3 separate regions of the Homo sapiens genome follow, and regions 2 and 3 are each linked to region 1. Evidence: chromatin contacts called from ENCODE Hi-C or POLR2A ChIA-PET data. All regions are on one chromosome and are shown on one strand. Each heading gives the region's core, a stretch centred on a gene start or an enhancer-like site at or near the end of the contact. The rest is flanking DNA. Distances are from core to core; before and after follow the strand shown. Region 1 holds the start of NTMT2 (N-terminal Xaa-Pro-Lys N-methyltransferase 2). Region 2 holds the start of KIFAP3 (kinesin associated protein 3). Region 3 overlaps LINC01681 (long intergenic non-protein coding RNA 1681).

Region 1 (4,535 bases), core at 71-2,570:
CTTCCAGAACTGTGAGAAATAAATGTTTGTTGTTTAAGCCACATAGTCTTTGGTAATACGTTAGAGCAGCCTGAACTAAGACAGGGGTCACATTAGAAGTTGCCTACCATAATGTGTGCATTTGTGTATATTAGCATGTGTATATGTACAGGCAGGGGGTCTGTGGGTGCACATGGCATAGGGCCAATAGTGTATTGAGATCTTACACATTTTCCTGTTAGGAACATAAGGGGAGGAAAACAGTAGTCATGGTCCCTGTAGGGAACAGATGGAATTCACAAATTGGGAATTCGAACTGGTTTAATAAAGGGACTATTTACAAATATGTGGGCAAGTATAGGAAAATTACAAGGAATTGGGCTTGTCACCTGATACATCACTCCCCCTGGGCCTCAAGCAGTCAGGTGAAGGAGAAATGAACAGAACCAGGAGAGGATATTTGTATGAGAAGACCCTGGTCAGACGTATGACCTTTTGTTAAAGGATATGGTCAGCTCATGGCATTTCCACAGAGAAGGTGCCAAGGGAATAAATACCTTGACCTCACTTTCCTCCTGTCTCCTCCTGGCACTATCCATTGGCTAAAGCCAACTAGAAGCTAGAGGGCAATGGAGTCCACTGATGTAGGTCAGCCTCCTGGGGAACACATAGTAATGTATGAAGAGTGGAGAGTGTATCCGGAGGGACAATCAGAAGATACCCGGTACAGAAAACAAATGTACTTAAGAGGAAAATTATATTCAGAGTAGGCAGAGAGGAAGAAACAGGCTTACATGAATAGTTGTTGTTTACAGCAAGCTAGATGGAAGAGTTTGCTGACAGAGAAGGATATTTAACGTCAAAACAAGCTTTCAAATAATTGCTTCTCTTGAAGATCCTTCAAAATAGGAAACACATACACATTTCTATGAAATTATTTGGGAGAAATTGTACTGATGAAAGGAGCATGAGTGGCTAAGATGACTTTGAAGGGTCCTTGTAATTTGAGGATTCAGTGTTCTACGAGGAGTGATGGAAATCAGGGAACAAGATCTCTTGCAAAATATTCACAACTCTTTGAAATGGAAATTAGGCTATTCCAATTTAGAAATCAAATTAAGGCAAATATTCAGGGTGTTAGCAGGCTGTGCTCTTGCCTGTTTGAAGTGGTGGCTAAAGGAGAGAGGCGTGCTTTTTCCTGGATGAAGCAGGATCTCTCTCAGCCAGTTTTCATCCTTACTTAGCACCTGCTGGCTTGGAGTGGTGTCACCCAAGCAATCAGACGGAGGGACGTGCCAAGAGCCTGCCCTCCCCTCCCACTGTGTGCTGCCCCTCCTCCCCACACCCATGACAGCCTGTCCTGATATAGATGGAGAGGGGACTGGTTTAAAATGACAGTCTCAAGTTCATTTAGAAAGAGAAGGCTAATTCAAAGAAACAGCAAGGCAAGCTTCCTTTCTCTGTAGGAATCATTATTATCCCCCTTTGTCATGGCCCACCGGGGAGCCCATTTTGCCTTTAGATCCCGCTGGCAGAAGACCGACGATGAACTCTGTAGACATAGCATGTCTTTTATCCTTCACAAAGCCATTCGCAATGACTTCTTTCAGAGCTATCTCTACCTGCTGGAAAAAATTCCCCTGGGTAAGTGAGTCAGAGCTACTAGATAAGAAACAAGAAATGACTGATGGGATTGCATGAGGTCATGGGGCTTCTAGAAGAGAATTTAAAACAAGGACACTTTTCAGACAAAAAAAACTCCACAACCAATGTCACTGGGCTGAAATGTTTCAGTGGAATTCTTTATGGAGAATACAAAGATTAAGTGCCTAAAATAGAGTCAGGACTTTATTTTGGGATTTCCATGCACCCTCAGGCACTGTGATTTGCTTCTCTGGGTGTCTGTTGCATGAGTATCAGGCTTGTAGAAACTCAGACATGTTTAATATTTACAAAAAATTGTAATTGGGCAAATTTGATAATTCAAAGATGAGAGTATTAATGCATTAATACATTGAGTAAGAGTTAAAAAGAAAGACTAAATAATGATAGATCAAAATGTGCTTGGGTTATGTATGTATGTTTCTGTGTCTGTGCTTGTGTACACACTTACAATCCTCTGCGGTCTTCTTGAATCACAAGAATAGTCAGAGAGCCTAAAAAAAGGAGATTTTAGCTTGGTTTTTGAATATTAAGAAGTCAGTGGTCTGTCTCCATTTTTGTTATCTCCTCTAGTTTTCAGAGAATTGGACAATAGAGCAATAAAAAGCTTATCTGTTTTGCCTACTCTACTTTTTTCAGCCTCTGTGAAAGCAGTTACTTCAGGGCACCCTAAACAGCACTGAAGAGGAAATAACTTACCATTAAAGAGTAAAATACCCTTCTCCCTTTGATTTGTATTTTCCCCCAGTGAAAGCAAGAAGGCTGTGTATCAGCCTAGTCTGTTTTCTTAAGGTCGTTTGAAAGCCCCATTGTGCACTTGATGTGGTCAGGGTTTCCAGCTGTCGAAGCAGCTACATAATTCTTTGTATTGCATTCAAGCAACCGAATGTTAGCAGCCTACCAAAACCTTTTTGTAAATCCATTTATGAGGGATCTTTAATTCTAAACATACAAATACCTTCATCTCATATTTATATAACTTCTTTCTAAAACTTTTTATCGTCTATGACTTTATTTGATTCTCATAGTCACACTATGAAATAGATAGGGTAAGTTATCATTTTTTTTTCTACCTATCTTCCCTCCTTCTTCCTTTCATTTTACTTTTTCAAAGGAGGGAAGTAAAATTCAGAGATGATGATATTTAATCTAGATAGAGTAATATGAAAGCAAAGACCAAAGTCCAGGGCTTTTTTTTGGTAGATCACACTGCCCATGAGTAATTCTTTTAGGACGTATAATACATCTCATCTATATCCAAAAGGAAAAAAAAATACAGCAGTTTAAATGGAAGGTGATGATGTTCTAGTCACTTCATATACTGGCAAAGCATTGCTTTTCTGGAGACACTCTTCAGGCCATACCTCAATAAGAGTAGGTTGGTAGCTTTGGTTTTATTAGACTGGAGAAAGATATCAATTACAACAGCTGAGAAGAGAGTCACTAACAGGCAGATGACTGTCAAACTTTAAAAATATTTACTAGAGAGAAAAAGAAGTCACCTTTGAAGGCAGCTGAAGATGAGTTAAAAAGTTGAATACAATAGTCTCTTCTGAAAAGCAGATGAAAATTAATTTGGCACAAATGGACTATAATTTATATTTAGTCTCAATCCCTTTTTTTGTTCAATAAAATCATTTTGATTTTGTGTTTTTCTCCTTTGTAAATATGCTAATGTTTTACCAATGAGTTTTGACCTTTTAAAAAAACATTATTATCAAAAGGCAAAGTTTTTGACAAAATATTCCACTGACGCCCAATGTAAAATACAGGAAAAAGGGAAACTTTTCTGCATAGGATTGGGGGCAGGACCCTTTCCTTGGTCTATTCTCTTAGACTTACCACTGTCTCCTGAGGCACTCCTTTTTTTTTTTTTTTTTTTTTTTTGAGATGGAGTCTCACTGTGTCGCCCAGGCTGGAGTGCAGTGGTGCAATCTCGGCTCACTGAAAGCTCCACCTCCCAGGTTCACTCCATTCTCCTGCCTCAGCCTCCTGAGTAGCTGGGACTACAGTCCCCCGCTACCATGCCCGGCTATTTTTTTTTTTTATTTTTAGTAGAGACGGGGTTTCACCGTATTAGCCAGGATGGTCTTGATCTCCTGACCTCGTGATCCGCCCGTCCAGAGGCACTTCTCTAATACCTGTGGGGTTCCATAAACACAGTTTGAAAACCATTAGTCTATCCCAAGCCAACATTGCCTTCATTTTACTTATTTGCAGCTTTCCATAAATGGGCATTGCTTATTTTCTCTGACCCTGATGATTTGACCTGGACATTAGTTTGCCTGAGAGTCACAGAGCTAGCCTCATCCACAGTACCTCTTTGATGATAGAAATTTAGGGCTATGTTAGTCAATATGGACTGGGATAGGCTGCAGTAACAAATTAACTCTGGAATCTTAATAGCTGAATACATAAAAAATATTTTTTTCTCTTGCTACATCATTTTCAACATGCATTATTGGAGTTGTGGAGGGGAGGCTATATTCCACACAGGCATTCAGGGATCCAGGATGATAGAGGCTTTGCCAGCTGGAACATCACTAGTCACCAGGCAAGCAAATAGAGCAGCCAAAGTTTTGTCTACTAGCTCTTAAAAACTTCAGCCCCAAAGGACATCTATTACATCTGCTTAGAATTCATTGTCCAGAACTACAAGAATTCTGGGCAATATGAAGGGAGCACATATATATTTGTTCACTAGAAAATGTTTCTGCTACAGGGAAAAATATTGTATTTTGGAGATAAAAATACCAGACAATGCTTAGTTCTGATCAATTCAGTCATATTCAATGTAAGAGACATTTATGGAATTTCATTATTGTCAAAGTATTGTGCATTAGAAAGGATTCAAATATTAATAAGACAGTTTCCATTCTTCAGGATTTTATAAT
Region 2 (4,422 bases), core at 594-3,093, 71 kb before region 1:
TAGTAAAAATTAGATGAAATTGAGAAATGTATTTTTCAACCTTTTCAGACTCTAATCTCATTTTACTTCAAACATTACATTGACTGGCTTGGTTTTAATTTTGGAACTCTAGATAGTATGTATTTAAAAGCAAACAATAGGTTGAGAATTATAAGTCACAGTATGCCTCAGTGTCCATACTGGTACGATAATGTTAAGAAAAACTACCTCTGACACAAATATATTACATGAAAATCAGCTAATGGTATAACAGCGGCTCTTTGTTCCAGAACAATTTTGAATTTAAAGTTAAAAGGCAATTTATTTTCTTCTGTCACAAAATTTTTAACCAAGGTATTTTAAAAACCAACGTTAAGTAAAATTCAGTGAGGAAATAAACACTGATGTAGGCTTATATATTCATTTAAAAATTTTTACTGACAAAGTCTGGCTATTTGCCAGTTTCAGATATATTTACATAAAATAAAAAAGACAGTCAATATATGCCTGTCTTGCCAGGACAATAGAGTTGATTTATTTATTATACAATTGTTTGAATCCCTTCTATGAGTCTACTAACACTTGGAAGATCTTTCTGTGATGATGAGAGCTCAGCCAAGCCAGAATAAAAATATTCACTGCAAGTGTATTATGACTTGAAATAATACCACCACCTTACATTCATGTTTCATTTTTTAAAAGTATTTCATCTTTCGTCCTTGTATCTCTCAGAAGGTAACGCCTGTCCCATTTTCAGATGAGGAAACCGTGCCCAAAGGAATACATGCGACTTTTCCAGGGTATTTACTGAATCAGTACTGAATTAAAATTTTTTTCTATTGGATCACTGCTTACTCTTGGTTCAGTGGGAGGTATCTTTTTTTTTTTCCAAATCAGGAATGATCTGAGTATTTGCCAGCACCCAAATAATCCCAACAGACTACAATTTTTTTGAGTAACTGATACTATATTTAAAAGAAATTATGGCCTATTTTATTGTCATCAAACTTCTGAACAAACCTCTTAATAATTACTAAATGTCCTACAAAAATTATGTTGTATACATGGGAGTCAAATGGATGACATGGATGCGGAAAGCAGAAAGAGACTGGAAATCAACATCTCAATTCAGCCTTCCAAAAAGTAGAATCCACCACTTCTTTCCCCTTCATCATTTCAAAAGCCCATGGCAATGAACCCCAAACTGAGGCCTGAGGGCGGATGCACCAGACTTTATTCCCAGGCTCTCATGGGATTTATCTATTATGGGAAAATGGAGAGTCTGGGAAGAGGCGAAAAAAAAAACAAAAGACGCGGTTTACCTTGCCCTACCTCCCTCTCCCCCTGGAATAAGGTGATGTAGCGAAGAAACCATCTTTCAATGCTGTCAGGGCTCCGCCGAGTCAGGTCAAAGGACTTTGAAACCCCCCCAGAGCTCTCCTTTTTTCTCCACTTCACCTTTTCCCTCTCCTTTCGGTGACTTCTCTCCCTGCTTCCCATCCCGTCTGCTAAACTAGCGTTGCCCAGTGACATCTCACAGCCAACCCAAGAACATCTTCAGGGCCCTGGCAAGGAGGGTAGGACAGAGCCTTGGGGAGTCGTCACCTTTTGAGGTATCTGGCGTCCTCCCCTTGCATGGCGGCAGCGGCAGCGGCGTGGAGAGGATGGGGTATCTTGAGAGGCAGGCGCGGTTATTTCCGGGGACGGTGGCCAAAGTACCCTCACACCCAGAGGCGATGACAGTCCTGAGGCCTGCAAGGCGGGGCAGCAGCGGCGCTGTGGTTACCACGGTGAAGCCTCCAGCTCCTCCCACAGCTTCTGTGCCCCAAAACACTGGAGCGGCCCAGACCCGCCCAGAGTCGCCTAAGCCGGGCCGTCACGACGCATGCGCTTGCTCTGCACCTCTTGTATGCGCAGGCTCAGTCTGAGGCGGTGGCCTCAGAGTTTGACGCACCGGGGAGCCGAGCAGGGAAGTTTTGGTGCAGTTTTGAGCGTCCGTGTATAAGGAGTGGCTCCGTAGTCACCGCCCCCTTGAGGATGGGAATAGAAAGGGCTGTCAGGTCAGCTTGAAAGGAGAGAGGGGAATCCGATAACCTTTTAGTTAGCGAATGCTATACAGCAGTCCAGCTAATAAGGGAGGTTTCTATTTGGGGGCCTGAATGGCCCTGATTGCACTTACAAGCTCTAACTTATGGAGATAATCTGACCGTTGTACAAAATGGATATAACTTTGAAGGCGGCAAGTCTGTCACTTTGATGTCTTAAATCTAGAATACACCTCCCCCAACCAAAACAAACAAACAAACAAACAAACAACAGCAACAAAAAACAGTTCCTGAAATTCCAACTCCACCAATTATCCTGAACTCAAGGTATGTTTAGAATTGCTTCTTCTGAGGCAGGCAATTGTTAGCAGTGCAGGGCATAGGAAAGAAGGGTTCTTTTTTAACTGCATGTTCTCTGGTTTAAGATCTATTCCCATGGGTTCAGCTATTATGTCTATGCAAATGATATAGGTTCATTTATTTGGTAAATGTGAATTGAGGGCTGGCTGTGTGCCAAACACCAAACCAGGCTCTAGGGATGCAAAGAAAGCACCTCTACTCCCCCTGCTCACCTATAATCTTGTCACTTATTCACTGTCTTCTAGTCCTGTTTTCCCAGTTGCTTTGAGACGTGCACGTAGTTGCTCTGCTGCTTTTTTCAAATGTAGTACATTGATGCAATTATTGATTATCCGTTATGTGTAAAACACCATGTTAAGGCACTGCATGGTATATTAAATATAGAAATACAGTCCTTACCCAACAAAATATATTTTTATCTTCCCACCCATTCACACCAGCTACACTATTTCTGTAGATGTTATAGTCATTCTTTCATTCTGAAAGGGAAGAAAATTTGCAGCTAATTTTGACTCCTTCCTCTGTATCATGCCCTCTTACTAAAGTGTTACAAAATTCTATCTTTTCTTCCTTCAAGATATTCAGGTAGTCCAGTTTTTTTCTACATTCTTACTTCTACCAATAGTCTAATCACTTTATACCTAGAGTACTGCAATTCCTTCCTCATTGGACTTCCTATTTTTTGTTTTTCTAAATATTAATTCTGCAAACTAATGTAAAATTTTACAAATTATCATTTATAACACCTTTAATGGTAATATAGCAGGCTAGATTACTTTAAAATCTTCACAATACGTAAAATTGGAAGACCAAAATATACATTAAAATGCATAGATAATATAACAAGGATTTTTGGAATGTAAGTTAGCTCCTTGAGCTCAGAGAACTTATTTCGTTCACTTTTGCATTCAGCCCATAGTTGTCACTGAATAAAAATTTTGGTGTTGAAAAAATGCAAACCTGAGCTTGAAAAAACAATAGCAACAACAACAACAAAAAAACCTAAAGAAAATGCCCAGAGGCCAGAAAGAAAGAGAGAGCTGGAAACCAGAGCAATAAATAGATAGCTGAAACTGGGACTGAACTAGATAAACTGTCTGTCTGTGGCAGGAAAAGTACAAGATGAGCCTGGAACATTTTATGCTTGACAGTAAGGACATAGTCAGAGACTAAGAAGATAAGATTATGTAAAAAGGACACTGGTGAATTTGAGGCAATTTGGGAATCAAATGGAATTACTGGGATTGATTTAAGACATTAAATAAATAAAAAAAAGAAATCCATAATGATACTCAACAACATAGAAAAACAGGGAAAAAAGAACCCCACTTCCACTGGAGGCAACTACTGCATCAGATCTTTACTCTGAAAGCTGGTAATTAAAAGAAAGAAGGATTTAATCTAATGCTTTTGGAAATAAACCAGATTTCACCTCCTTTTAACAAGGAAAAGCTCTTCTTAACAGAAAATACCTGGTAGGAATGGAGAAAAATAATGATAGTTACTATTTTGCAAGCACCAATAAACAATGGATTCAAATAAGCCCTATTAATTTACTTTAAAATAATTTAAAGTGAGGCAAAGTTTTACCCCGCATATTTCTTTATAATTCTAAAGGAAAAGAAATGTTACTTTACAATGAGGAGATCTAGCTGTCAGCATTTTAAACAGACAAGCAAACAGCATCATTAGTGAGAGGTGAACCCAGCTGGACTTCTGGGTCGGGTGGGGACTTGGAGAACTTTTCTGTCTAGCTAGAGGGTTGTAAATGCACCAATCAGCACTCTGGGTCTAGCTAAAGGATTGTAAATGCACCAATCAGCACTCTGTACAAACGCACCAATTAGTGCTCTGTGTCTAGCTAAAGGATTGTAAACGCACCAATCAGCACTCTGTAAAAATGCACCAATCAACGCCCTGTGTCTAGCTAAAGGATTGTAAATGCACCAATCAGCACTCTGTAACACCAATCAGCAGGATGTGGGCGGGGCCAAACAAGGGAATAAAATGTCAGATTATTTTGTAAAGTTGAATAGGC
Region 3 (4,254 bases), core at 721-3,220, 75 kb after region 1:
TAGCCTATGAATATTTTAATAGGTCATTCTGAGGGGTCCAACTTTGTATACTGAAGGACTTAATTTTAAGGTTTAGAAAAGTTGTTGGCAAACTATAGCCCACCGGCCAAATCCAGCCTACCGTCTGTTTTTGTAAATAAAGTTTTATTGGAACACAGTCATGATCATTTGTTTACATATTGTCTCTGGCTGCTTCAGGGTTATCATGACAGAGTTGAGTAGTTGTGTTAGAGACCATATGGCTTGCAAAGCTGAAAGTGTTTATTATCTGGCTTTTTATAGGATGTTTGTCAACCCCTGACGTAGAATAATGCATGGTTTTATTGAGCATCTTGTCCAGTGCCCTTTCTGAACAGATGAGGCCGCTGAGGCCTAAGAATTTAAGGTACACATCCAAGATCACACAAAATGTAAGGGGAGAGATCAGGATAACAAACGGTGGAGTTTTAAACATGGTGAAAAGCAAGTGGGGGAAATCTGTACAGAGTTGAGGTCTTTTGAACAGTCTCATCTTAAATAATGCTCCTGAGATTGCATGATTAATATGAAAAAGCATACTAACAAACCCAAGAGGAAAATAAAAATAATAAATGAAAATCCCCTTCAACCTGTGAAATCACCTGGATTTTATGACAGTGGAAAAGACTCAGTTCAATTAGTGGCTCTGTGCCCCCAATACCCATAAAACCTGCATTTTGGGACATTCATATGTTCTTGTTATATATTAGATAAATGAGTCCCCAAAGAGGCTCTAGTGTATCAAGTTACTCAGTTTAGAGATTTGGGAAAGAACCTAAAAAATTGATTACCAGACTCCAAAAGGAGACTGCAACAACTAGGGGCTGGGGGTTGTCTATAACACTGATCTTTTCTAAAAGGCTGTCAGAGAAACAAGGGCTACATGATTTAGTGCCACCTCCCAGGCTCTTGGAGAAACACTGAGGAACAGAACACAGACTGGTTGCCACGTTGCTATCTCTGTCTTTCATTCCACTGAAGAGTCCTCTCTACCTGCTTTCATTTTACTTCCTAACCTCATGTTCACTTTTTACCCCCTGTAGTTAGGAGGTGGCCCTGCCACTCCATTGAAATAGGGAGGGTTTTTCAGCCCTCACCTCATTTGACCCCTCTGAGATAGCTGACATTTTTGCCCACGCCCTTTTGAATAATGTTCTTTCCTCCCTTGGCGTCTCTAATGCCGTGTTCATGTGATTCTCCTGACTTGTTGCCACTCACCAGCCTCATCTTTCATCTGTCCTCCATTCTCAGAGGTGGGCTATTCCTCAGGGTTATGATTTCTATCTTATTTCCATCTCATATATTCATCTAGGAAATTTATTTATGCTCAGAGCTTTAACTACTAGCTAACTGGGGTTGTCTCCCAAATCTGTTTTCAGTCCACGTGTCTCTTCTGAACGATAGCATTTATTTCCATGTGTCCACAGAACACCTGTAGTCAATGTGCTACGAGTATCTCAAACTCATAAAGTCCAAAGTTGAAACTATAATCTTTCCCCTACACCTGATACCTTCTCTGGTATTCTAAATTTACTAACCATCTACTCAGCTCTCTCCAGTGACTCCCTGGATCTATAAAGAATGAAGTTTCTAAATTCCACAAAGCCTTCCATGACCTGACTCAGGCTAGCCTTCTTGTATACTTGGTCTCCATTCTGCAGACCCTTGCTTTCCTCATTACCTTATTTCTGTCCCTTTATTCTCCTTGGAATCACTTCCCTGTTGTTAGTTCAATAAGCATCTATTCAACTTCCAAGATTCAGTTCAAGCACTGCTTTCTCTGTAATCACCCCACAAGATACCGGGCACTAGAACAGGAAGGCCAGAATCCTTACTTCCTCACCTTTGCACTTTGAAGAGCTCTGGAATTCATCATCCTGACAGAGCAACTATGTGGCAGCAACCTGCTCCTTTTGGGCAAGGCTCTAGCTGACTGCACAGTTTGTTGTGGAATTTTCCAGTTCTCCCACCCATCTGGGATTATCTTACTAGCCTTGCTTTAATAACTGCGGGCCAAGTGAGTGGTAATTCTTGGAGTAATTTTGACAGAGTGTTGTCAGTGAACATTCTTCTGGAGAAAACAACGCAATAACTGGAATGGGGACAGCCTGGTTAGGAGCAGAGTATAGCACATTATTCAGCACTTAGTACATTACAAAGAGGTAGCATAGTGGGGTTAAAGAGCATGGAGTCTGGAGTCAGAAGGCCTGAGTTTGAATTATGGCTCAGCTACTTACTAGCTTTGTGACTCTGGACAAGTTTGTTAGCCTCTTAGTGCCTCAGTTTCTTCATCTGTAAAACAGAGATGGTGATAATAGTACCCCCCCCCCGATAGGATTGTGGTGAAGGGTGTGTGTGTGTGTGTGTGTGAATATGTATATGTATATATGTGCACACTCATATGTTTCTTGGAATAATGCATACTATTTAATGTGTTACCTCTTACTATTTTTAGCTTGTTAGGTGACGAAGGGGAAAACCAAATTCAGTAGCCTTGAGAAAGATCATTTTCAAACAGAGGGTTGAGTAGTCTCCCTCTTTCACACCAGTAAAAACAACCAAACTCTCAACTCTCCAATTAAACTGCACACTGAATATCAAGCCTATATACCTTGTGTTTGTTTAGTCCTTTATACTAGGCAAATAACTTTCATTTACTGGTATATTGGGTTGCAGTAAAAGCAAGAAAAGAATAAACAGACTTTTGAACATACAATTCTTTTTTTTATGTGCCAATACTTTGATGAATATCTCCTTAAATAGTTTGAAAAGCAATTATAGGAACTTCAAACACTAGGGAGTTTCGAACACTATTAACATGAACCACTGTGGACCTCAGTATACATGATCTCTATGGCATTTGCTCCTCACAACCACCAAATCCCAAGAGATAGCATATACAGGTTTATTGCCCTCATTTTCAGTACAGGAAAACAATAAAAAATTAACATACAAGTTCTATTTTCTGACTCCCTGTCTGATGTGCATTCCATTGTTCTTTTAAAAAATTTTAACTTTGTTTTACCTGTATAATATTTTTTTAAAAAGTCGGGCTGTGCTGAATCAATTCGTACCCTAGAGAGTCTATCTAGAGGCCCTCAGTGCCCTTCTGATAACTTTTTCCAGATTTCAGAAATTTTTATCATAATTTTTATATCTTCACTGTTACTGATGGTGACCAAGAACCCTAGTGGTGCAAAAGAAACTAAGGAGAGCTAGGGGATAACAAGAAGTAGAAAATAGTGCAACAAAGAAAACAGATGTATTATCTATTTGCCTGTTGCTGCTTAGCCAATGCTTTGTTGTATGGCGTTACTACGTCTGTGTATCTACTTCTCTCTATTTCTAGCACCACCAACTACTCTGTTCCATGCTACCATGATGTCTTGCCTGAATTGCCATGATATCTTCCCAACTGATCTCCCTAAGACCACTCTGACACACTTATAATATATTCTCCAATTTGTTGCCAGATTTACCTTTTCAAAATACAAATCTGAGCATGCCCCTCTTCTTTATTTAAATCCCTTCAGTGGATTTCTTTTGGTCTTGGATAAAAGCAAAATTCCTCAATGAGGGCTATAAGACACTGCATCATCTGGCCCCACCTGCTTATGGTAGAGATTGCAAGCTGTTCAGTAATGCCTATTCCTCTTGTTCCTGTGACAGATAGTTTACAGTTTCCAGATTCCCTTATTGTTAGTACCTAGCCCATAAATACCTTCAGTGTGCATTACTCATGATCTTGCCAGGTGACTTCAATGGCAATACTCATGATGAAAGCCGCATCTTGAAGATAAAGAGTAGTATCAGCATGAATCTCTGAAGTGGATCCCCAAGGATCTTTCATTACCATCCTTGACCTGTGGTTTCTTGGAAGGTTATGTGCGAAAGAAATGCATACTTATTATAAGCTATTATGGGGTCTATTTGTTGCTGCAGGCAAGTCTACCATAATTAATATGTCGTATCTTCTGTCTCATCTATCCACAATACTGCCCATGCCTCATTTCTCCACATCAGCTGAATAAATCTTTCAGTTCCTCATCCTTGCCATGCTCCTTTATCCCAGGGGATCTTTGCATATGCTATTAACCCTCCCATTAATACTTTCTGGTTAAATCCTTCTCATCGTTCAGGTCTCAGCTCAGGTATAACCACTTCCTGGAAGCCCTCTCTGAACTCAAGTCCCACTATTAGGCTCATCTCTTCATGTACTTTTCCATAGATCTTGTG

The links. A loop is a pair of places that touch in the nucleus more often than their neighbours do. ChIA-PET counts read pairs that join two places held with the same protein, here RNA polymerase II (POLR2A). Pooled maps may share reads with other maps.
Region 2: a loop to region 1 is called in a map of heart right ventricle, with 15 times the contacts of the local background. The contact joins the promoter of KIFAP3 here to the promoter of NTMT2 in region 1. A Hi-C loop is called at or near these places in 10 of 168 maps with a recorded cell type or tissue (Right ventricle myocardium inferior, Right ventricle myocardium superior, cardiac septum and 4 more) and 9 of 50 pooled maps. POLR2A ChIA-PET finds 5 or more read pairs at or near these places in 2 of 52 experiments (GM12878 and OCI-LY7).
Region 3: a loop to region 1 is called in a map of cardiac septum, with 3 times the contacts of the local background. The contact joins the enhancer-like site here to the promoter of NTMT2 in region 1. A Hi-C loop is called at or near these places in 3 of 168 maps with a recorded cell type or tissue (Right ventricle myocardium inferior, cardiac septum and endothelial cell of hepatic sinusoid) and 2 of 50 pooled maps.

The regions. Positions count from the first base shown.
Region 1 is chr1:170,144,639-170,149,173 of GRCh38, forward strand. NTMT2 (N-terminal Xaa-Pro-Lys N-methyltransferase 2) reads left to right here and starts at 1,321. Exons shown (of 4, transcript NM_001136107.2): 1 at 1,321-1,623. The coding sequence starts at 1,470. RefSeq lists enhancers at 902-1,433, 1,434-1,964.
Region 2 is chr1:170,072,852-170,077,273 of GRCh38, forward strand. KIFAP3 (kinesin associated protein 3) reads right to left here and starts at 1,844. Exons shown (of 20, transcript NM_014970.4): 1 at 1,585-1,844. The coding sequence starts at 1,616. RefSeq lists enhancers at 1,653-1,712, 1,773-2,072.
Region 3 is chr1:170,219,206-170,223,459 of GRCh38, forward strand. All of the region lies in intron 1 of LINC01681 (long intergenic non-protein coding RNA 1681), which reads left to right. Among named protein-coding and RNA genes, the nearest start is that of LINC01681, 47 kb to the left of the region's middle. Within about 2 kb of position 1,971, at least 3 of the 41 ENCODE cell types and tissues checked have a DNase peak (open chromatin) inside an H3K27ac peak, as active enhancers do.